3 separate regions of the Homo sapiens genome follow, and regions 1 and 2 are each linked to region 3. A link is a loop called in an ENCODE intact Hi-C map of the cell type or tissue named here. Cell type or tissue: A673. All regions are shown on one strand. Region 1 overlaps LMCD1-AS1 (LMCD1 antisense RNA 1). Region 2 overlaps LMCD1-AS1 (LMCD1 antisense RNA 1). Region 3 has its middle 390 kb from the start of LMCD1-AS1.

Region 1 (8,000 bases), 190 kb after region 3:
AATTTGGAAGTTTAAGCTCTTCTTCCTGCATCAGATTTGATTACCCAACATTTGAAATATCTCACTGCAGTTATAAGGCAATCTAGTGAACACGTGACCTTGGTTACAACCTGGCTTGAAAATCATCACTGCCTTGGAGTCGTTCTATACCTAGCAGAGCTTGCAGAAAGAACACTGGAGGTCTCAAGTGGATTTCCTCTGCTATTTTCTCCTAACACATTTTCCTGTCGTTCCATAAAGGTCCGTTTTGTAAGAAAGGCAACTTGTGTTTTCTCAGGATGGAAGGCAAAGTTACATGCAAAGAGAAATTAACAGAATGGCAACTCTCTAGAGAACTGAATACAAGCTTGTTTTATTGCAACTCACTCCTGAATTCCATTGAAACCAACAGCCTGAGATCAATATTTCATCAACTAAGGCCATCTCAACACCTTGAGAATCAACTGGCAATGTGCCAATCTCCTATACAATACGAAGCTATTGACCCAGGAGCGGTGCCTACTGCAGATATGACTGTGTTCCTCTCTGGTACCTGGGCTTTCCTGATAACCCATGAGTGTGGTAGCCAGAAAAAAAAATCTTATCAGTTCATTATCTCCCCAGGAGAGAATTCTATAACAGCACAATTGGTGCTTCAAAATATGCACCAGGTCATTCCAACCAAGTTTTGAGAACCTTAGAATTCTAAGGTTCTTCCATTGATTCTATTCTGCAAAGTACTTACTTCAATCTGTGGCTGCACTGTCAAGTCATTGAAGATTATGATTCTTGATTTAGAAGGTTCATCTCAAATGTTTTAAATCTTTAGCTTCAGAAAAAGGAGATGTCTTTTTCTTTCCTATATACCTATTTCTCCTTCTCTCCATGGGGAAACCCATGGTATAAGTTATCTTAAAAAGTATGAAAACAAGGAGGCAAAAAAAAAAATTACAGTGTTAACCCAAGTTTGCAGGGCTAATAAACGCTAAGAGGATAGATTTTAAGTGTTCACATCACACACACCCACACACACACACACACACACACACAAATGGTAAGTATGTGAGGTAATGCATATGAATATCAATAGCTTGATTTAGTCATTCCACAGTGTATACATATATGAAAACTTTGTGTCATATACCATAAATATATACAGTTTTTACTTAATTAAAAAATAGCCAATGCATATGTAGCATTTACGATGTACCAGGCATCCATCTAAATGCTTTGCATAAATCCACTTATTTCATCCTCACAGCAACCTAGGAGGTGGGTACATTTTTGCCGATGAGGAAACTGAGGCACAGAGAGATTAAGTATCTTGTCCAACGTAAAAAGGCTGGGCCATATATGCTAAGGAGGCCTCTGGTTAGTTTTAACTCAAACACCAGCCCCCATTTAGTTTCTTTAATTTTGGGGGGAAGAAATTTCCCCTCAACAAACAAACAAACAGTGTTTGAAGAAAACCAAGTGATCATGGTATCCCTGAAATTCTCAGTGCTCTTAGAAAGGTAGAATGAAGGCACCATCCCCACTTCTGCATGACCTGATCTCCCTACACAAAGCAGATACTCAGTGAATGCTGGCAGAAAGAAAATGAAGGCTGGGAAGATTCCCAGTGCTGTCTCTATACTCCTGCAGTTTCTTTGAAAAGTTCCTCCCAGGGCTATGGCTTCTTGTGAGAAAGAAACAAAAAAGGAGTCTTCTCCCTAGTTTCAAGATTGCCCCTGACCCCCCTCCTCCCAGCCCTAACACATTAGCACCCGGCTGACTCAGTCACTTCTGATCTGTGAGTTAAGCTCATCCAATGTCTGTTGACCCACCTTCTACTTCCCTCTGCAGGGTTTGGACCACCATTCTATCCTATCTGGCACTCAGTCAGCGTGGTGTAAGAGGGGTAGACCCCCAGGCCTTCAAGTGGGTCAAGATGACTCTACATGATCACTACATTAATGAGCATGTCATTGCCACTTTCTCTCAGAGGAAATTCTCTCTCACTGCTTCTTTCTCCCCCAATAAGAGGAATATTAAGCTAGGACACACTCAAAGAGTCAGAATGGGCAATGTGGTGGAAATGAGCACTGGAATTGAGTTAAGACACCCAGATACCTTGTTGTAAATTTGCTGTGTGACTTTGAGTAAGCCTCTGCCCTACGAAGAGAGAGACCACTGGACCACTCAGGGATAACAAATCCCTGACATGTGTATCGCCATGACCCATTCCCAGACCCACGGCAGGCATCACTAATCAATCATTTTCAACTGAGCCAAAATGAAGTGTCACAATTCTTCTCCATAGAGAAGCCCTATCAATAGAACAGGACTGGCACACTGGCTTAAGCCTCTTTACCACCCTAAATTTGATAATCCTTAAGATATTTTCCATTAGTCAATTTGGTTCATATTGCATTGAAATCTAGTACAATTGGTCTATGTACATATATAATAATCTATAAATACTTGTATATATATTTTTATCACAACATACTTCTCATCTCATCATACAGTACTCCCTTCATTTTCCACACCTCCTCAGAGGCTATCAAATAAGTTTGCCCACTCATACGTTCTCAGAACCTAAGAATGTCATTCATCAGGATCAGGAAATTTGGAATATGTTCATCCATTCATTCATTCAAACTCATTTTTTAAATTTTCTGAGCAGCAGCCACATGCCAGGCCTAGCCAGGTGCCCTCTTGTTGATTTCTCTCCTGTTTGGGTGGCGATTCTTTATTCCGGTTTGGTTTTGTTCTTTCCATTCAAGACCATTTTTCCTGATACACTGCACTGCTTAGGTTCAGATGGCTGTCTCCTACACTTTCCTTTTAAACTTCTACTCTCCCAGGGAAGTGTTCTTCATTGAATTCCCATATACCTGTAGTAAACAGACACGTTAGATGAGGTTTGGGTGTGGTCAACCTCAAAATGGTAACAGAACCACTCTGAGCTCCTAAATATAGAAATTTTGGAAGAGGGAAGAGGACTCAGAAGTGTTACAAAGGAAGCTAAAGTCCAGGTTTGCTGACTTGTAAAATTCTGCCTGTGGTAAGGCATATTAGCTGCTAGGACTTCAAGCAGCCCACCTCAGGCCTCAAAAGGAAGGTTCATAATCCAAGGTCGGGATCAAATAGTGATGGCAATGAAAGAAGCCACTCAAGGGAGCCCAAGCTAGTTTTAAAAATATCTGAAGGGAACTCAGGGGGCAGAATGCTCACATAGCTCTAAGCCCATTGTGTGCCAGTTACGATGCTGAAGCAAAAACTGGAATCAAAGGATGGACAGTATTAGGGAATAGATTCTGGCTTCATGGAAGGAACGTTTGAACAGTCAGAAGGCCAAACACAGCGGCTCACAGCTGTAATCCCAGCACTTTGGGAGGCCAAGGTGGGAGGCTCACTTGAGGCCAGGAGCTCAAGACCAGCCTGAACAACATAGTGAGACCCCATCTCTCAAAAAAAAATTTTTAAAGAACAGTCAGAGCATCTCAGAGAGAGAGTGAGCAGAACATCCCACCTCAAGGAGTAAGGAGCTTCCCGGACTGGGGAGGGAATCAAGCAAGGCTGTAAGTAGAAAAAGAGGTGGGTACATGCTCGTCGTGTTGGTCTCTATAACCTCAGTGCCAGGCGCACAGTAGGTGTTTAATAAATACTTCTAAAAGAGAGAAGGGGGCATCTTGGTGAGGAAAGGGAAGGGTCTAAAAGAGGAGAGGCAGGCTAACAGCCTTGGTTCTAGAGGGAATTCTCACTCTGAGAGAGTGGTTAGACGAGATGATTTCTGGTCCTTCCTATTTCTGAGATTTTATGATTCTAAGAAGAAAGAGAAGTTTATGAAAACCTAACCCAGAGTTTTTCAGCAAGGACGTGTGACTTTTTAATGAGGGAGCTCCCTCTACTGGACAGAAGTCTGTTCTTCAACTGAATTTTGCCATTTCTTCAGCACTTGGAACTCAGAGGTGGTAGAATGTCTTCCTGTACCAATGCTTTTTAAATCCTAAAGAAACCACTATCCCATATGTCGCACCCTGGTCTGGAGAATCAACTGTGGGAACGTGACTTTGCCATAAGTAGTGAAAACACTATTGGTCAGACTCCTCCGGTCTAGGTTTTATTGTTAGCAATTTCTTTCCCACATGGAATTTGTGCCATTACCCACAGGAAAGCCACAACCCATTCCACCGAATGCAGCCAGCTGATTAACCAGCCTGTATTGAACACCTACTGTGTGCCAAGCTGCTTGGCACTGAAGATAGAATGGTAAGCAAGTAAACAGAGATAAACTCTAAGAAGGAAAACTACAGAATCCTAGGAGAGCAGATGGTAGGGACTTACACCATGAGCATGTGGACGGGGATATAAGAAGGGTGGTACACAAAAGCTTCCAAGAACTGATTTCTGAGCTGACATCTGGGTCTGGCTGAAGGATGAATAGGAGTTCATCAGTCATAGAGTAGGTGCTTGCTATTTATAAACACTGAATGGCCGAGACACACAGCCTATTATTCCACTAAAGTTTATTTCATGCTTTTTACATACCTGCTCTTGAATAGGCTGCAGACGCTTTAACGTCAGATGCTACAGCTTGTACACCAGGTAGCCCTTGAACTGAATTATTTAAGTAGAGCAGGCCAGGTTACTTCAGGTACGCACATCGAATTAAGGAATAATTATACTAGAAATCTATGTTGGCCGTATTTTCAGCAACATCACCTTTGACCTGGAAGTAATTGGAAAGTTAATAACATTTGATTTAATCTCCAAATATGGCTCACAGGTGTATTCAAGGGAGCTTTGATAACACAGACTCCTCTTAACCCATTTTGCAAGGTTAATGCATGAAGAGTCAGGGTGGGAAGGAGCCCAGAATAATGACTGTTAATCCAGATAGAGACGATATCTGCTCTTGATGAGAAGGAATGAGAAACTGACATTTATTGAAGACCTTCCAGAATCCAGACATAGGTCTATGCTATTTCATTTGGTCCTTATAGAAGCCATAAGAAATATACAGGGCCATCTTCAATTGATTGCTGAATTGGCATTGTTTCAGCCCTAATTCACAATGGTTGCATAAGAGTAACAGTTAGACTTCTTCCAGGTTTCTTCAAATTTTAAGACCATAAAACAAGATTTTGAGCTGTTACCGTGTGTCAGGCTCCATGCCTAGCATTTTAATGTAAGTGCACCATTTCACTTAATTCTAAGAATCACAATTATCCTTTCTAGCTGGGTCACTGAGACACTAAGAGATTTTGTACTTTGCTCAGAGCCACACAGCTGCTGGATGAAGGACACTTCATCCAGACCCATCCAACTCCAGAGCCCTGGCTCCTGGCCATGTCTAACACAGCATCCCTGTCCACCCAGACAGGCAGGTCTGGAGGATTCAAGAGGCTTGAATCACACCGGAAATCATTTATAGGCTATCACAACTCCAGCCAATGGCCCATGCTATGCACTCATTACAAAACAAAATAGTCACCCTTTTGCTCAGATGAGAAGAAAAACAGTGAGTTCCATTTTCCTAGTGGCACACCTCAGGGTATAAAAATTCTAATGAGAGAATTTAAACCTTTAGCTGATGCCTGTGTGCAACAAAATGCTCCAGATCACTGTAATTTAATATATAGATGCATTGCCATCATTTAGACCCTGCAATATGTTGCACAGTAAAGCAGGGCTTGGCTAGGAAGAACCCAGTCAGAAGTTTAAGACACAAGATCAAAGAGACAAGACCAAGAGTTGGATTTCAGCTGTGGGAAGCCCTTGGCCTCCTTCCCCTTTAACCCAACACAGCCTGAAGGTCACATCACCCATGTGAATTGCGCCCAAGTCTGCTCTCTCCACTTAGCACCATTTGTTCTGCATTCTGGGGCTTGAATACATGTGCTCACCTCCTTGGGTACTTGGTGTACCCATCACAGCTGGGACCACGGCTTATACATCTCAGTCACCCCCAGTGTCCAGCCCAGTGGACACTCAAACACTAGCAGGCTGTATTTAAAATAAAGTTTTTAATGTGAATTTATATTGTTAGTCAAAACATGTACCAATGACATGGAATAATGGCTTAAACCATCACAGTTGACCTGCAGGGACCAGTACTTTAGCTTCACCTAGAACAGGGCACATGATATTAAGGCCACATGTACTTGACTCTAGCTTCACCTGTGACAGGGCACATGGTATTAAGGCCATTGACTGCTAGAAAAGGAATTCCCACTGGTGAAGCTATGAGAAAACTGAGACTCAGAGAGGTTAGGCAAGGTCACACAGGTATTAAGTCGTAGAATTAGGATTTGAGCCCAGGTCTACAGGACTCCAAAATCTCAGGGATTACCTATTATGCCACATTATCTGCCCACCAGATAAACATCACCCTGCCCTCAGGGCCTTTGCTTTTTCCAAGATAAACTTTAAAGATGATCCGAGCAAACTAGGGCAGAACAAAACAGGCTACTACATCACTAGGTACACTTGGAATGTGTGTATCAAGTAGCTGAAACCCAAACAATTCACCCAATGGGATGCTGGTTCCTGTTATGTCAAACAGCCTACCTGGGCTGAAATTTTCAGAGTAATCTCCCAGTTTTAAATGACATCAACCCAGATCTGGGTGCACCAGCTCTGTCAACATAATGGCCAATATCTGGGGCCAGGGGAAATAAACCCTCATTCAGATGTCTTGATGTTCATTAATGTCACAACATCTTATTAAGGACTATGGTCACAGCACTGCATGGGCTGGGTGTTTGGTAGGGAAATGACTCCATTTTCTTATCTTCCAGATGTGTTATATGATAGATATAGAAACATTGCCTCAATCTGCATAGAAACAAAATTAGCAAAATAAAATGGCAAGGATGATAAAACAAACATCTTTGACTAATTTACATTGAATTAGCAGGATTTATTATTAAAATTGCAATGGCAGCTTGCACTCATGGAAGACTAATGGCATGTTAATCAATATGTTGAATGCTTTATGTATATTATTGTCACATTTAATTTCTGCATCATTTCCCACTTGAGACACAAGTAAACCTGGATTGGGAGAGGCTGGTCACACAGTGAGAAAACAGGTTGGATCCAAACCTATGCCCATCTGACTCCACAGCCCTAACGTTGGTGACTCTTTTACATCTTTGCTACTCAAGGTGTGAGGCAGGGGCCAGCAACAACTGCCTTCTCACAGCTCATTAGAAATGCAGAATATCAGCCTCCTTCCCCAGACCTGCTGAATGAGAATCTGCACTTTAACAGGTGACTGTACCCAGGCCATCTCATCACCTAACCATGCTTGTTTCACACTCTGGTGCCCTTCTTGGGTACTTGGTGTGTTCATCAGGAGCAGGGACCATTATTCTAGGTGTGATGCATACACCCCTTGCCTTATATCACCTGAAGTTTCCTGGGTTCCATTCCAAGCTGGCTGAGCAAGATTCTCTGGTGGTGGGACTCAGGAATCTATATTTTAACCAGTTCTTCAGACTATCCTAAAGGCATACTACTGTCTGAAAACAAACACTGTGATACATCCCGTTGTCTTAAAGTTTACATGCAGGATTCTGTGCTTTTTTCCCAAACTGAAAAGTGTATCCAAAAATTGGAGGAGTATGCAAAGAATAAATGGGTCCATTTGAGTGATCCTAGAAAGACATTCTGTTGTTGTTGATTTTGGAGTCCTGGTAAAGCATTCGTGCTTCTTTTTAAAGCCAGCTCATCAATCCCACCCAATGCAGCAAACATTTCCCAAGCTTCCTCAGGTCAGCATCAACAGAAGGGATGAGTTTTGAAGCAGCAGAGTGATACACAGAGATGCAAGTAAGCCCAACCCAAGGCACAGAATTCTGGTGACACAACAGAGAAGAGCAACATCCATCAGCTCTCCTGAACTGAAAGCCCTGATGCCCTCCCTCAGCCAAGTGGCCCCATCTGGCACCACAGCCACCGTCCCCACCAAAGCAGTAGACTGCCCACAACTTGAGTCTGAACTTTGGGTGCTGCCTGAAGTTAGGCTG
Region 2 (8,000 bases), 130 kb after region 3:
GTTTATAGTGGAGCAAGAATATGGATTACAGTAGACTTCTCATCAGAAACCATGCAAGTGAGAAAAGAGTAGGATAAAATATTTCAAGCTCCCAATGGCCAAAGCTAGAACTGTTAAAGCAACAGAATAAGATAGTACTGGATTAATATGCAAAGTATAAAATCAACATCTCTGAGTCCATTTGATATAAGTAAATAGTTGAACATACAAATAATAAATAAGAGTGAAGAGACAATGGAAATCTTTATGCAGAATTCCAAGTAACTTACGCAGAAACTCTACCCTCACAGGGTGGGGCATAATTCCCCATTCCTCAAGTGTGTGGTGCACATAGTGACTTCCTCAAAAAGAATACAGTATGGAAAGGGGGAAAAATAGAAATAGCTTTATAGTGTCAAAATGCTACCACAATTGTGGTGACAAATGCTACCACAGGTAGGTGATCGAGGTCAGCATCAATAGCGACAAGTCACACCAATAGTATTTAAACTTGATATGATGTGGTACAAATGACACTCCCACCCCGCCTCTACTAAAAATACAAAAATTAGCTGGGCATGGTGGCTCACGCCTGTAATCCCAGCACTTTGGAAGCCCAAGGTGGGAGGATCACCTGAGGTCAAGAATTTGAGACCAGCCTGGTCAATATAGTGAAACCCTGTCTCTACTAAAAATACAAAAATTAGCCAGGTATGGTGGTGCGTGCCTGTAATCCCAGATACTTGGGAGGCTGAGACAGGAGAATCACTTGAACCCAGGGGGCGGAGGTTGCAGTGAGCCGAGGTTGTGCCACTGCACTCCAGCCTGAGAGACAGAGTGAGAATCTATCTCAAAATAAATAAATAAATTAATTAATTAATTAAAAATTGAAAAAAATATTTAAAAAAAGACACTGCCTCTGTGATCTTCTGCCTGAGATGGACAACCCCAGTCTAATTATGAGAAAAACATCAGAGAAAACTCAACTGTAGGACAGTCTACCAAACAACCAGTAATTCTTAAAACTGTCAATGTCATCAATAACAGGGAAAGACTGAGAAACTGTCACAACCAAGAGGAACCTAAAGAGACATGTTGACGAAATGTAATGTGGTATCTTCGGTGGGATTCTGGGGATTCGGGAGCAGAAAAAGGACATTAGGTAAAAGCTAAGTAAATCAGTCTGTAACCATCATAAAACAATTAATATTTACCTATTAATTTTAACAGGTATACCATACAAATGTAATGATGACAATATAACTTTTACATATTTTTATATTTCATGAGGAATTTTATATGCAACTAAGGTAATAATAACTTAATCAACATTATGCCACAATGTACCATACTAACATAACATTAAGATGTTAATGGGAAACTGGATGGGGAGCATATGGGAACTTTCTGTTTGCTATATAACTAAAATTGTCCTAAAATAAACATTTACTTAAAAATAAAGTCAAAAGAGACTGGGTGCGGTGGCTCATGCCTCTAATCCCAGCACTCTGGGAGGCCGAGGTGGGCGGATCACAAGGTCAGGAGATCAAGACCATCCTGGCTAACACGGTGAAACCCCATCTCTACTAAAAATACAAAAAAAAAAAAAAAAAATTAGCCAGGCGTGGTGGCGGGCATCTGTAGTCCCAGCTACTCGGGAGGCTGAGGCAGGAGAATGCCGTGACCCTGGGAGGTGGAGCTTGCAGTGAGCAGAGATTGCTCCACTGCACTCCAGCCTGGGCGACACAGCAAGACTCTGTCTCAAAAAAATAAAGTAAAACAAAATAAAATAAATAAATAAATAAATAAATAAAGGCTTTCTTGGGCTCATATATTAACATACAATTTATCACCAGCAATCATGTACTCTAAGAAATTTCAAAGGATGTTCTTTAGGCAGAAGCATAATCAGACAGAAACTTGCATTTACATAAAGAAATAAAGAGATCTGAAATGGCCAAAATAAAAGTAAACATAATTTTTTTTTTCTTTCTTGTAATGGCGCTAAAAGAAAATCCACTAAAGAAAACTTTGTGACATTGTTTTGCAGAGTTTGCAGCATTTGTAAAAGTAAAAATGTATGATGACAATTGCACAAAGGACAAAAGAGAGGAATTGGAAGTACCCTGTTTTAGGATTCTTGCACTATGTGTGGCCTTGTAATATCACTTGAAGGTAGACTGTAATAAGTTGCAAATAGAAATAATGGATCAAATGAGCTGCAAAAATATAGTTGCTGCCACAAAATTTAGCTTTTGATTCAAAAAGTAAGGCATGAAATAGTTCAGAAAATTACACAGGAAGAGACTATGAGAGAAAGACAATGAAAGACAGCAGTAGCCACATTATGTGTTTTTGGAGAGTGTATATGTGTGTGTTTTCTTCTAACTAGAAACATAGTAATGTTTAAAGTAACAAAAAGACAACAATATAGTGATTTTATCCCTGAAGTTTTGGAACTATGAGTTTACTTCATGCCTTTCACCTTATGCCTGCTTTGGGGCAGAATTAATTAAACATGTGAAGATGACATACATACTTTTACATAACTCTGGACTCTCATAAGAAGGTAGGGAAAGATTAGGAATGTGATTACTTAAGGAGAATAAAAGGAGAATAAAATGTACAAGCCAGGATTCAGCTCTCGACGTGGCCTCTTAAGAATGTGCCCTTAAGTAACACTTGACTTTACAGAACCGTCAATTTCACATGCATATCATGAGGCAAATACTCTACCTTAAATGGAAGTTATAAGGCACGTAACAGGTCATTCATACATTTTAGCTGCCTTCTCTAAGAGAAAGTTGTGGATGGAGAATATTTTACTCAAAATTAAGGGTGAGAGTTAAAACGTGTACTAGACAATACAGCAGAAACATTGCCCAATCCAGACAGTTAGAACCAAATCAGAATGGATGTGCCATAAACAACACTTCACTAGGACTTTGCTAGGTTAGACTGGCTGAATATCAGCTATGCTGGAAACTGTAAGTTATTTTGATTTCTAAAGTTGGCCCAGTCATCCTGTCCTAATTACCAGAGGCTAGTTCAAGCAGAAATTGTTTATTATATTTTATTTGTTTCTGTGATATGCAAAGCAAACAGCATTTGAAGAACCTATCTGTATGTAAAGGCTGAGTTTTAGATGTTTGACAATAAATGAGCTATGTGGTGGGTTCATGTAAGGCTATATCGACATATTATGCAATGCAAATATTTGTGATTTCTCTTCTAGTTGGAAGCCCAGGATAGCATGTGAGTCTGTTTCTAAATTTTAGCTCCAGTTTTCTCTGGCACAAAATTATCATTGCTTCTCCTCCTCCTCTTCCTCTTTCTCTTTCCTCTCCTTTTTTTTTTTTTTTTTTTTTTTAAGTACCTCTTCTGGAAGCTAAAGCTTTTTCTTACATGGTAGCTTTTACATTCACCAGAAATTTAGTCTAAGTTTTGTCTGTCTGATTTTCTTTCTTTCCTTGAGTTTAATTCATTTTGTTCAATTAACAGTCAGTGAAGATCAACACGATACTAAGTGCCAAACTATTAATACAAGAGTAAATCTATAAATACAACTGTGGGAGCTTGGAAGAATTTCTGGTAGCGTAGATGGATGAGGTGAGCAATGAGAATGGTTGCCATCCAGAGGTAGACATAGAAATGCATTTGCTTGTGCGAGTGAGTTGGCAACATTGGTGAACAGGAAAGCCTGAGTGAGAAGTCAAGGGATCTAGGCAGGTGATGGTCTAAATGAAAAGTCAACAAGAAGAGGAAAGGATTTTCTGAAAAGAAGTAGAGGATGCTGTACTAAGAGGTTTCCTTGAGTAGATGGCCCCATAACCTGTGGCCTGAGCCTTAACTTGGCCTAAGTCCCAGAGTTGCCTGACATGGGAAGGCTGACTCAGGTAATCAAACATATGAGATTGAGGCACACGGTCCATAAGCCAATTTGCTAGTTTCTAATGAGGCTTACACTGTTCTGATTAGTTGAATTCTTGTCCCCCATTTAAGGCCCCACTCCTTCTCAATTCAGAAGCCTAAGACATCAAAAGATTTCCATGTCACAGACTGAAAGCTGTATTTCGAATGCTAAACACCCACAAAACTTAGGAATGGCAATTCTGAATGCCTGGGGTGGCATGCTCAATATGCCACAGTGATCATTGAAATCACCCTGGTCCCACCCTTGCAAACATAAAAACATAACCAAAATAAATTAAGTTATTTTCATGAACTTATATAATTTTTGCCTTACCACAAGTCTAATTTAATGCAAGGTGAAATAATGTCAAAGATATATTTAGTACTTTCCCTTTAAATACTGCTGCTAAAACTAATAATATCCTGGATCATACATTTTTTATCTCTAGGAGTCACTTTTTTCCTGATAGTTTATAGCTCTGATACTTTGTCACTAGGAAAGAAAGATTCAATGTATAAGAATTTGATTTACAAACTTTGAGCTGTACAGCTATGTAGATGTGCTCTTGGATGTCCCCTGGTGGCTGACTAGAGTCAATACATGTCTCATAAATGCCCCACTACCAGCTCTTCTTGTTTCCCCTTTGCACAAGGACTGCAGCCTGTTCTTGGAATGTATTATCATCACATATTGTTAATACATCTGAAAGGAAAACAGATATCATCTGCCTCCACTTACTCATTTTCAACCTGGGGACTAATGCTCAGAGAGTGAATGTTTCACCCAGGGTGATAGAACCAGCCGCAGACAGAGCTGGGACTGGATTCCAAATGGTCACACAACTAGACCCCACAAAGTTTTATGAGCTCCCATTCAGCAAGCCAAGAAGCCTGTGTCTCCTTGTTTTCTTCTTCCATTGTGAATATATGCAAAGCAGTAAAATTGTAATTGCAAGAATTGTATACCCTCATTGAGCTCATTTGGTTTAAGTGCAGAGTGCTACGATTCTTGTCGTTTATCATCCAGAACTAAAACTCCTTCATGTATTTTGAAAGAAGGAAATGAAACAGCAGAATTATGATACATCAGTCCACTTAATTATTGTTTACAAGTCTTAGTGAAGCAGCATGCCAAGAGTTTTCTTTGCCACCCAAGCTGTACTCTAGATGGCGAGCCATAGCCTCATAGCTGCCAGAGAGTTTGAACAGTCCTGCCAGATTTTCAGCAAGTCCATCCATCAAACTAGAACTAAGTGAGTATGCAACAAATACTAGAATTTCTACAAATATGAGAGGAAGAATGATGCTTGAACCATTCTAATTGTCTTAATTCTGAATACCTTCTCATGAGAGATGGTTCAGATCCATGGACTGCTTAGATCTTCAGCCAGGATGATGTGCTCCCAGAATGATTCTACTGGCCATTAGAAGAGATGGCCAAGTGATCTCTAACTGACAAATAGGAACACGAATGCCATGAAATATAAAAATGATAGAGATTGAAGAAAGATGTTGGGACCACTGAGAGATCCTTCCAAGTCACATCTGAATTATTTCATGTCCTTTTAACTCTGGACTCAAAGACTAGGTTTCAGCACCCATTAGTCACTGCAGGCCAACAGGTTCCAAACAGGTTCTTTCTAGCCATTTATTCCAATTAAGCACATAACCCTCTTGAAGGTCTCAAAGAGTTTTGTGTTTTTGCTAATAATAAAATCAGACAAAAGCCACAATAACAAGCAAAGAGAGATTGACAGGGTTGGAAAAGTTGATCAGATTAAAAATAACACACATCTTGCCAAAGAAGATATACAGATGACAAGTGAATATATAAAAATATGCTCAATATCATTTGTCATTAGTTAATTATAAATTGAACAATGAGACACCAAATGCATACCTACTAGAATAGCTAAATTAAAAATAATAACAATACCAATTGTTGGCAAGGATGTGGAAAAACAGGAACTTTCAGATACTGCTGGTGGGAATGCAAAATGATATGGCCACTTTAGAAGAAAGTTTGGCAGTTTATTACAAAGCTAAATATAGTTTTATCACACAACCCATTAATCACACTCCTGGGTATTTACCCAAATGATTTGAAAACTTCTCTGGGGGGAGGGGGGAGGGATAGCATTAGGAGAGATATCTAATGTAAATGATGAGTTAACGGGTCCAGCACACCAACATGGCACATGTATACATATGTAACAAACCTGCACGTTGTGCACATGTACCTTAGAACTTAAAGGATAATAAAAATAAATAAAACTCTACACAAAAACCTACCTGTGAATCTTCACAGCGTCTATATACATAATCACTAACCACTGAAATCAAGCAAGATGTTCTTTAATAGATGTGGAATGGATTAACAAACTGTGCTATGTCCATATAACCTATTTATCTTAAAATTATATTTTATTCTGTTTATATGGATATATAGTATTACATATATTATATGGATATACATTATTCATATAACAGAATACAAATAAATTAGCTATCAAGCCATGGAAAGTTACAGATGACTCTTAAATATATACTGCTAAGTGAAGGAAGTCACTCTAAAAATACTACATACTGTATGGTTACAATTATATGGCATTCTGGAAAGGCAAAACTATAGCAATGGTAAAAAGATCAGTGTTTGCCAAAGGTTTCAAAGATGAAGAAAAGGGTTGACTAGGTGAATGAAGCATAGAGGGTATTTTTAGGGTGGTGAAGCTGTTCTGTATGGTACTATAATGGTGGGTACATGACAGTACAGATTAGTCAAAACCCTTAGAACTATATGCACAGAGTGAACTTTAATGTCTACAGATTTTTAAACTAAATTTATTGTTCATATTTGAGGTTTACAACATGACATTGTGGGATACATATAGATAGTAAAATAATTGCTATAGTGAAGCAAATTAATGTTATCTCTCAGCTCATATAATTACCTCTTTCGATAAGAGGGATTTTAACAAAATTTCCTAATCCAATACAATTTTGTTAACAATAGTCTACATGTTATACATTTAAAAATCATTCAAGAGGTTGAAGATTCCAGGATGGAATCCAGAATGTGACGTTTTAACAGTATTACAATTGTATGAAACAACCTCACTGAAAGGGGTTAGGGAGAGAGATGCTGATCTAAGTAACTTTGAAAATGAGTGGAGTCTATAAGACTAAAGGCAGAATAAATTGTACTTTAGCACTGTACTCTAGTTGATAAACTTATTTCCCATTGAGTAAAGATGAACCATTCTGATACGTCTATACATGTGTACTAAAATTAAACAATGGCAGATGGTGAGGCCATGTTTCTCATGACTGCAGTGGGGGTTTGCAGATAAATAAAGGGAGCCCCCCCTTTATATGACACCCCACACCTACAGTGTGCCCTGCTCATAGTGGTATAGTGATTTCCTTAATAGGCATACAGCATAAAAAAAGGAGGAAAAATAGTAATTTTATAGTGTTAAAACGTAACAGACATACCTCAGCAACAGATCAAAGTATCAACAGTGATAAGTCATACTGATAGTATAGTGTCTACTGGTATCCATGGGGAATTGTTTCCAGGACTCCCCTCCCACCAAGATATGAACATCTGCAAAGGCACAAGTTCCTTATATAAAATGGCATGGTATTTACATACAACCTTCACATATACTTCTTTATACTTTACATTATCTTTAGATTACTTATAATGCCTAATACAATGTAAATGCTATATAGTTATGCTGTATTTTTATCTGTCTTATTTTTTACTGTTGTATTGTTAGTTTTTCTTGTTTTTTTCCAAAATACTTTTGATCTGCAATTGGTTGAATCTGTGCATGTGGAGGCCACAGATACAGAACCTGTGGATTCAGAGGGCTGACAGTATTCACACTTGATGTGAGATTTATTTCAAATTCAGTTACGTTATTTTCAGCTATGTATACATTGTGATAGATACTAGGAAGACAAAATAATAAAGACAAGCATGAGCATTCACAGCAGCTAATTGTCCAATGGAGAAACTAATAAATCATTCATATACATATTGTTCAAGTAGTATTTATTCAGTGGCCATTTACTTGGCCTTGTAGCTGTAATGGTAAGTAAGT
Region 3 (8,000 bases):
CAACTTTATAAAGAAATTACATATAGCATATAGGAGATAACATTCAAGCTCTTGCATGTCTGAAAATTGTCTGAGAATTTTCACTCTCATAAAGAAGTAATGAGGGCACTTGCTACTTCAGGTTATATTACAATCCACGAGGATCATAGGGAAGTAGGCCTTCTGAAAAAAAAAATAGGACCCAACAGAAGACAGGAAGTAGAGTAAGCATTGGAAAATTCAGATCATTTATTATCCCAAATAACTTGAAAAGATGGAAGTAGATTCAAACTTCTTTTGTTTGATTGTGGAAAAAGAAATTTAATCTTTTTTTTTAGAGCAAAGATTGGTGGATAGGAAAGTTCTAGAGTAGCCCTCTCCAATATAACTTTCCATGATGAGAGGAATATTCTATAATGTGTGCTACCCAATATTGTAACCACTAGCTGCATGTGGCTATTGAGTGCTTGGAATGTGGCTACTCTAAATTGTGGAATTGTGCCACATGGCTAGTATATTGGACAGAGCATTTCAAGAGATTTCAAAAGAAATGTAGATTTCAAAAGAATTTCAAAAGAAATTCAATAGGACAGTCTCAAAAATGACAATCTTACATTGCAGTCATAAAAAATTCTGAGGAGGAAAAAGGAGGAAAAAAGACTAAGACACTGGCACAGGCCCTGATGAGCTCACATATTAAAAGGGGCACACACAAAATATGGGAGGAGAGGTTATCACATATAAGAATAGCGACAGAATGAATGAACACAGTCATATAGTATAGACCAAATTTCTTGGTAAAACTTCTAAGAAAAACAAAAGATTTTTATTCTGTCTTTTGATAATGCAGAAGAAGAAAACGAACAAGGGTATAATGAGGTACGCTGCATGGGGTGACAGTGTGGTTACTCAGAAAAGAGAGGCATGTCCCAATGCTTTGCTTATCTTCGTCTTTCTTCCCAAGCAGACTATCAGTTGGTTTACAGATAAGGGGAAGAAATTTGTAGGAAAGCTCCTAGGTCTTCCAATGGAATTAAATTTTCTGGCCCAAACCTAAGGTCATGATTCTCAAAGTTGAAAGTACAAAATCATCACTTGGAGTCTTTGTTAATCATTCAAAGTACCCAGAAAAACATAGAGGGTCTAACTCCCAGAGAGTGTGGGATACTCTCAGGGATCACCATAAAGGTGCGCAGGATAAGTGCTAGAAAATCACTAACAGTATGACCGTCGAAGGGTCTCTAAAGTGGGCTGCGTGCACCCCTAACAGAAATGGAGGATGAAAATGTTAGACCTAATTAGCCGTGGTGTTTCTCTTTTCTTCTTGAGAGAATCTATGTATATACAAACATATCTTAATCTCTTTTCTCTCTTGACACAAATGGTAGCTTATTAAATATATTGGCCAGTATTGTGCTTTTTTTGGTTTTTTGTTTGTTTGTTTGAGACGGAGTCTTCCTTTGTCGCCCAGACTAGAGTGCAGTGGCGCAATCTCAGCTCACTGCAAACTCCGCCTCCCGGGTTCAAGCAATTCTCCTGCCTCAGCCACCTGAGTAGCTGGGATTACAGGCACGTGCCACCACACCCGGCTGACCCCGGTGAAACCCGGGGTTTCACCATCTTGGCCAGGCTGGTCTCAAACTCCTGATCTCATGATCTACCGGCCTTGGCCTCCCAAAGTGCTGGGATTACAGGCGTGAGCCATTGTGCTTGGCCTCAATATTGTGTTTTTTTCCCACTTAAAAATATAAGTTGTTGGCCGCTTCCTATAACACATATTTATCTGCCTCATTACTTTTAGATATAGAGAGGCAAGATGATGTAGGGGTTTTGAGCATCGACTCTGGGTTGAAATCCCCAGCTCTGTCACTTACTGGCTGTGTGACCTTGGCACTCTGGACCTTAGTTAGCTCATCTGTAAAGTGAAGGTAATAATAATAGTACCTATCTCATAGAGTTGAGTGAAGATAAAATGAGTTAATTTAAGAAAAGTAATTAGAACAGTGTCTCATATATGGTATTCTAGAAAAGGATCAGGTGATTCTGATGGTAGTGGGCCAGGTAACATACTTGGAGAATGTCTGTCCTAAAATAATGTAGTTTCATTCATTTATTCATATGTTAGGTATTTACCACATCAAATAATGAATATATAGAAGTGAATTCTTGCCTTCACAAAGCTGAGACTCCATCATAGCACAATCATGCAATATTGTCATCCCCACATCCACCCAATTAGTCTGGAAACCTGTGTTTCTTTTCTTCTCTATTTTCTTAATGGGATAATAAGGTATGCTCAGTAAATGCTTAACAATAGAAGTAATGGTAAATTTGTGATCATATAGACATGACCTCAAATACTGGTTATGCAACGGGGATTCAGGGACTCTAAAAATAAATGAAGATTTATAAAACCTGGCCACTCCTGGCAAACTTGTGAGGCTGAACCATCTTCTGGCTCAGACGTTCCCCTTTTCTCTGATCCTCTCTCCAGCCACAATTTACTTTGGAGACGAGGGTCTGATGCACTATCTCAGCAGAGAACCCCCCTGCCCCATGCTAAAATATCTCCTACCTTTCCCCAAATCTGGATAACTTAGCTCTTGCTCTCAGCCAAAGGTATCAGTCCCCAAAATTAACACAGCAAAATGTTGATGATTTGTAACTGTTTACTGTGCGTATGTGCCATTCCAAGAGAAGATGCTCATTAAAGCAGAAGCAATGAATTGCTTTATTGATTGAAATCTAAGCAAATTAATATCTAATAGTAAAGTTTTAGAAAGTATACTCTACTTCAAGGAACTCATTTTTGAATCCCGGACCTTTCCCGGGACTTTTACAGCATGTAGATGAATGTGGTCACTCTCGATAATAGCAACACCCCCCTCCCTCCATGCAGTTGCTAGTGCATTAAATCATACAAAACCTTAAACCTTCCACTTACTAAAACTCTCTGTGGGCTCGGTTCGCTATTCCTGTTTTATAAATAAGGAAACTGGGGTATGTCCGGTTTAAACAATGTGATTACACTCAAAATGCCAGAAAGGGACAGAGTCAGAATCCAAACTCTTATCTTTAGCCTTGAGTTCCAGTCCCCTTCCCACCTCATTATAGCCAATGGGGATAGAGACTACTCGGGGAAAGACTATTATCAACATAATCTGCCCTTTGTCTCGGAAAATCACACTCTCAGTCTGGTGGTTATCGTCATGAATCTAATCATCAGTTCCAGCATGCTGAACATGGCCATGATTGGTAAAATTCACACTGAAGCACAAAAAGGACGTCTGTCATCTCAACCGGAAATACAGTCCGGGTACAGCAAGCTTCCTAATTCAATAGCATTGGACCAGAAAGGCACCCTCTCTTTTCTGTAGCTTCAATGCCCTCCAGTGGGAAGATCTGACATTACACCCCAAAAGGACGGGCTGAATGGGGGCAGTGTTACTCACAGTCCTTTCTTAGAGTGTATGACATAACCCCAACTCATAAGCTACGATGTGCCTGAGAATAACTCAGCCTTATGCATTATTGCCACGATGGGTCACAGTCTCAGATTAAGATGTAGGAGCTTCCTTGCAGCCTCAGGATGCCGAATTATATCATAGATCATTTTGCCCCTTTATTTTGAATTGTGCATGATTCCTACATTTCAGGGGATTGCCTCCTTACACGCACAAACATCACACACACATCATAGAAAGCAACAGCTGGACCTGAAAGTTATCCAGCACAGAGATTGCAAACAGGAAAGACTGGGACTGTGGAAGTGTTTTGCATGCCCTGCACAACGTTTTACTTGTTTATATGCTATTTTTCTAAAATAAATTTAAATGCTTCTAGGTAGATTTGCACTCTCCAGTTGCTCACAGTTTTTACCACTTCATATTGGCTTAGTTTGGTTTCCCCAAAGCCGATTCAAAACAAGGTCTTGTATACAGGAACTTAATTTGGGAGAGTACCTAAGGAGGTAGTGAGGGGGAAGGGAGAGTGACACAGGAGGACAGAAATGCCAATAAAGGGCATGCCAATAATGGGCTGAATCATGTGTGCCCCAAATCTATTTGTTTAAGTCCTAACCCCCAGTACCTCAGCATGTAACTGCATTCGGAAGTAAGACCTTTAAAGAGGTAATTAAGATGAAATGAGGGCATATGAATGGACCCCGAAGCAATATGATGGGTGTCTTTACAAAAAGAGATTAGGATAAAGATGAGTACAGAGAGAACACGGTATGAAGACACAGGGGGAAGGAAGCCATCTACAAGCCAAGGAGAGGCCTCAGAATAAACCAACCCTGCCAACACCTTTATCTCCACTTCCCTCCTCTGGGACTGTGAGACCATCTACTTCCATTGTTTAAGCCTGTAGTACTGTGTTATAACAGCCCTGGCAAGCTCAGACAGGGTATGTGAATGAGGGGCCACTACTGTGGGCAGCTGGGGTTTAGTCCTGCCAAGGGCCCTGAGAAATTTCAGGGACGATACCTCAGAATTATGTCAGCAGAGCAGTGGGAGGCTGGGGCATTTGTCCTGAGACTGGTCCCCCTTGGCGGAGGGCTGGTCCCATCCCTGTAGCATTAACTCCCCTGCATTTCCAGGTTGCCCTGTGAATTAGGGAGTGGGAACACCCACAGGCAGAAAAGCAGGCAGTTGGAGTGAGAAGCATATGGAATGTTAGAGGGAATTGTCCACCTACCCTGCTGGAATCTCAGAGATGGGCCAGGGGACACAGCTGAGTATCCACCGCACCTGCCACACTATTATCTCACAGCTAAATGCTTTGCACATTTCCCAATCACGTGGCTTCTAAGTGACTCACAATAGCAGCCTCTCCATCATAAACACCCATCCCCTGGACTCAAGCGCAACTTTCTTCTTGCTTTTCAGGGCTCGTCCCAAGTGGATCTTTCAGAAAGCCCTTCTCTGACCACAATATAGTGCTAGTGCCACCGCTGCCCACCCCGTGGTGTGCTAGACTCGTCCAACTTAGAATCACCACTACTCCCTGCAAGTGTGTCCATGGTGCTAAACATCCCCAAGTATTTGTATATAGTGCTTTGTACAGGGTGATTTATGTGCATTCATGTGATGGTTCAGAATCTCAACGAGAGGACGATGTTTGCCACTGCTGTACAGAAAAAGGTATGTGACAGCTACCAGCTTATCTTTTACATTGATCAATTTGTCATATCCCCCTTTCAATGGTATGGATTGTTCCTTTAGTATTTGGGCAAAGCCAATGCTAATGACCTTGCATTGAGTGCTGCTTTCAGAGCTACAAGGTGCTTTCATATGCATCGTTTCAGGAGGCCCTCAAACAAGCTGATGAAATAACAGTAGCAAGGCAACACTACCGCACATTATACAAACTTGGAAAACAGAGGCCAGGGCAGTGTGTGATGTGTCCCAAGGTCACCTGACAAGGTTCTGACAGACCCACAGTGAGATCACAGGTCTCCAGTTTCTTGGCTTAGAGGCCTTCAATTTGCAGATTCTGGTAGGAAACATAAAGTCTCCTTTCACAAGCAACATAGGATGATGGAAAAAAAAAAAAAAACAGCATCAAATCTGGCTTCCAGGAACTTCCCCTTGAGAACTTGACTCTTCCATTGGCTAGATCTTCCTCTTTTCATTGAAATTGTTTCGTTATTTGGTGAACAATGGGTTTTCAGCTGCTACCGTGCAATTAAGCTCCTTGCTGATTGAAAAAGAAATTATATGATAGCATACTGGAGTGGCTTATTGCTCCTCCCATGAAGAATCTATGGGCTTGTTTTCCTAAGGTTTGTTTTCTATCTAAATGACGTCACAAATTAGTAGTCAACGATTGCACTTGTAATCATGCCAAAGGCATCCCAGCTTCTCTCTGTCAGGCCTCTGAGCCCAAGCTAAGCCATCACATCCCCTGTAACCTGCACGTACACATCCAGATGATCGGTTCCTGCCTTAACTGATGACATTCCACCACAAAAGAAGTGAAAATGGCCTGTTCCTGACTTAACTGATGACATTGTCTTGTGAAATTCCTTCTCCTGGCTCATCCTGGCTCAAAAGCTCCCCCACTGAGCACCTTGTGATCCCCACTCTGCCCGCCAGAGAACAAACCCCACCCTTGACTGTAATTTTCCTTTACCTACCCAAATCCTATAAAATGGCCCCACCCCTATCTCCCTTCGCTGACTCTCTTTTCGGACTCAGCCCACCTGCACTCAGGTGAAATAAACAGCCATGTTGCTCACACAAAGCCTGTTTGGTGGTCTCTTCACACGGACGCACATGAAACTCTCTTTGCGCTTTCCCTACTCCACACAGTAACCAGAGTGATCCTTTGAAACCATATGGCAGCCCCTGTCACTGCTTTGCACAGAATCTTCCAGTAGCTTCCCATTACAATAAGAGGAAAAGTCAAAATCATTACTAGACCCTGGACAATCTTCTCTCAGCTCCCCACGTCTCTCAGATCTCATCTGCTCATCTGCTCCTCCCTCTCCTAATCATTCTGCTCTAGCCTCACCAGCCTCCTAACTACATTTACAACATTTTTTAACACACCAAATGTATGTGTGTGCAGGACTTTTGCACTTACTGTTTTCTTTGCTGGAACTCTCTCCCAGGTTTATACATGCCTGCCCCTTTATCTCCTTCAGGTCTGCTTAAATGTCATCTTTCCAATGTGCTCTTCTAGCAAGGAAAGGATTTGCTTGTTTGGTTTGCTGCTGAATGCTCAGCTGCTAGAATACTCAATACATATTCATTGAACCATTAGAATGAATTTTATACACACACACAGACACATACACACACACACACACACACACACACATATATGTATATATAGTGTTTGCTGTATACCTTATTTAAAATAATTTATGTGAGGAGTCTAAACTTATGCAATGGATATATTATGACCCTCTCCACTATAAAAGTCTTAGATACTGACATTGTCTATTACAGAGAAGTATGTGTAGTTTCTGACGCTGGCAGAGAGAGACAAACAGCCAGTGAAACTTCATGTTCAAACATTAGTAGGAACTACTCACTGTCAGTAGTACAAATAAGACAGTGAGAAATCAGGTCTTGATTTATATACAACCCTTTAAATCTAACTTTTCATAGTCTGAGGTTGCATAATATTCTGTATGTAACTTAAATCTCTCATATTGACTGTTCATCAAGGATCTACTCTTTGGTTAAACCAAAAAAGGTAAAATGAATGCTCTTAAAAAGGCCACTGTTTTGTTTTGTGTTTCTTCAGAGCAGACTCTGAGAAAAGAACTGGAGGGCACATAATTTATTTGGGAGGGGATCCCCGGAAACAAGACAAGATAAAGGTGGGATGAGACAGGGAAAGGAAAAATGCCGATAAAAGGACTTTTAATAAGCAAATGATGACTGAGGACATGCGGAACTGAGTCTCCTTGGGAACTCTGGGAGGCTGGGTAGGAAATGCCTCCAGGAAAGGAGGATGCTTAGTGGTCTCAGTAGTAGAGGCGCATGCAGTGGGCTATATAGCCTGGAGGAGGGAGAAACCATTTCTGTAGAGAGAGCTTCTGGAGACATCCAAAGGAGGTGATTCTCAAGAGATATGCCAGAGATGACGGAGCAGGGCAGTCAGGCCCTGGAGGAAGCACAAACGGCCATTAGAGATGTCAACTCACATACCTGGCTATTCTAGACATGGGACTATTTCTCCAATAGTTGAATTTAATTTTTCCTTGAACTTGTATTCACTATCATTTCTTGGCCTTTTGGCTAAGATCAAGTGAACCTGCACCCACTGGAAGGCAGACAATCAGTTTATTTTATTGCTCCCCTCTGTCTCACTCCAGGGATTTGCAGAAGCCCCAAAGAGAATAAGGGAAGTGGAAAAATCTGATTCTCTGTTTTGGGGTTCTAGTGGTTTAATTTTATAGGTCAACTTGGCTGGGCCACTGCATACAGATATTTGGTCAAACATTAGTTTGGATGCCACTGAGAAGGCATTTTTAAAATGAGATTAACATTTAAATTAGTAGCCTG

Evidence for each region. Hi-C counts contacts between places; a loop is a spot of excess contacts. Peaks named below come from ENCODE experiments on the same cell type or tissue, not always from the same donor. Only the 100,000 strongest peaks of a DNase experiment are listed, where the experiment ranks them.
Region 1: it touches region 3 in a loop (9-fold over the local background); 11 of 110 quality-filtered maps call a loop at or near these places.
Region 2: it touches region 3 in a loop (3-fold over the local background); 4 of 110 quality-filtered maps call a loop at or near these places.

What each region holds. Positions count from the first base shown.
Region 1 is chr3:8,298,308-8,306,307 of GRCh38, forward strand. The region is part of intron 3 of LMCD1-AS1 (LMCD1 antisense RNA 1); the gene reads right to left. Among named protein-coding and RNA genes, the nearest start is that of LMCD1-AS1, 200 kb to the right of the region's middle. In A673, a CTCF peak has its summit at 3,881 (motif pointing left); a DNase peak (open chromatin) is centred at 3,864; H3K27ac peaks cover 6,447 bases.
Region 2 is chr3:8,235,450-8,243,449 of GRCh38, forward strand. All of the region lies in intron 3 of LMCD1-AS1 (LMCD1 antisense RNA 1), which reads right to left. Among named protein-coding and RNA genes, the nearest start is that of LMCD1-AS1, 260 kb to the right of the region's middle. In A673, CTCF peaks have their summits at 4,466 (motif pointing left) and 4,669; a DNase peak (open chromatin) is centred at 4,462; H3K27ac peaks cover 1,542 bases.
Region 3 is chr3:8,108,022-8,116,021 of GRCh38, forward strand. No RefSeq gene overlaps it. Among named protein-coding and RNA genes, the nearest start is that of LMCD1-AS1, 390 kb to the right of the region's middle. RefSeq lists an enhancer at 5,590-6,163. In A673, a CTCF peak has its summit at 3,385 (motif pointing left); a DNase peak (open chromatin) is centred at 3,360.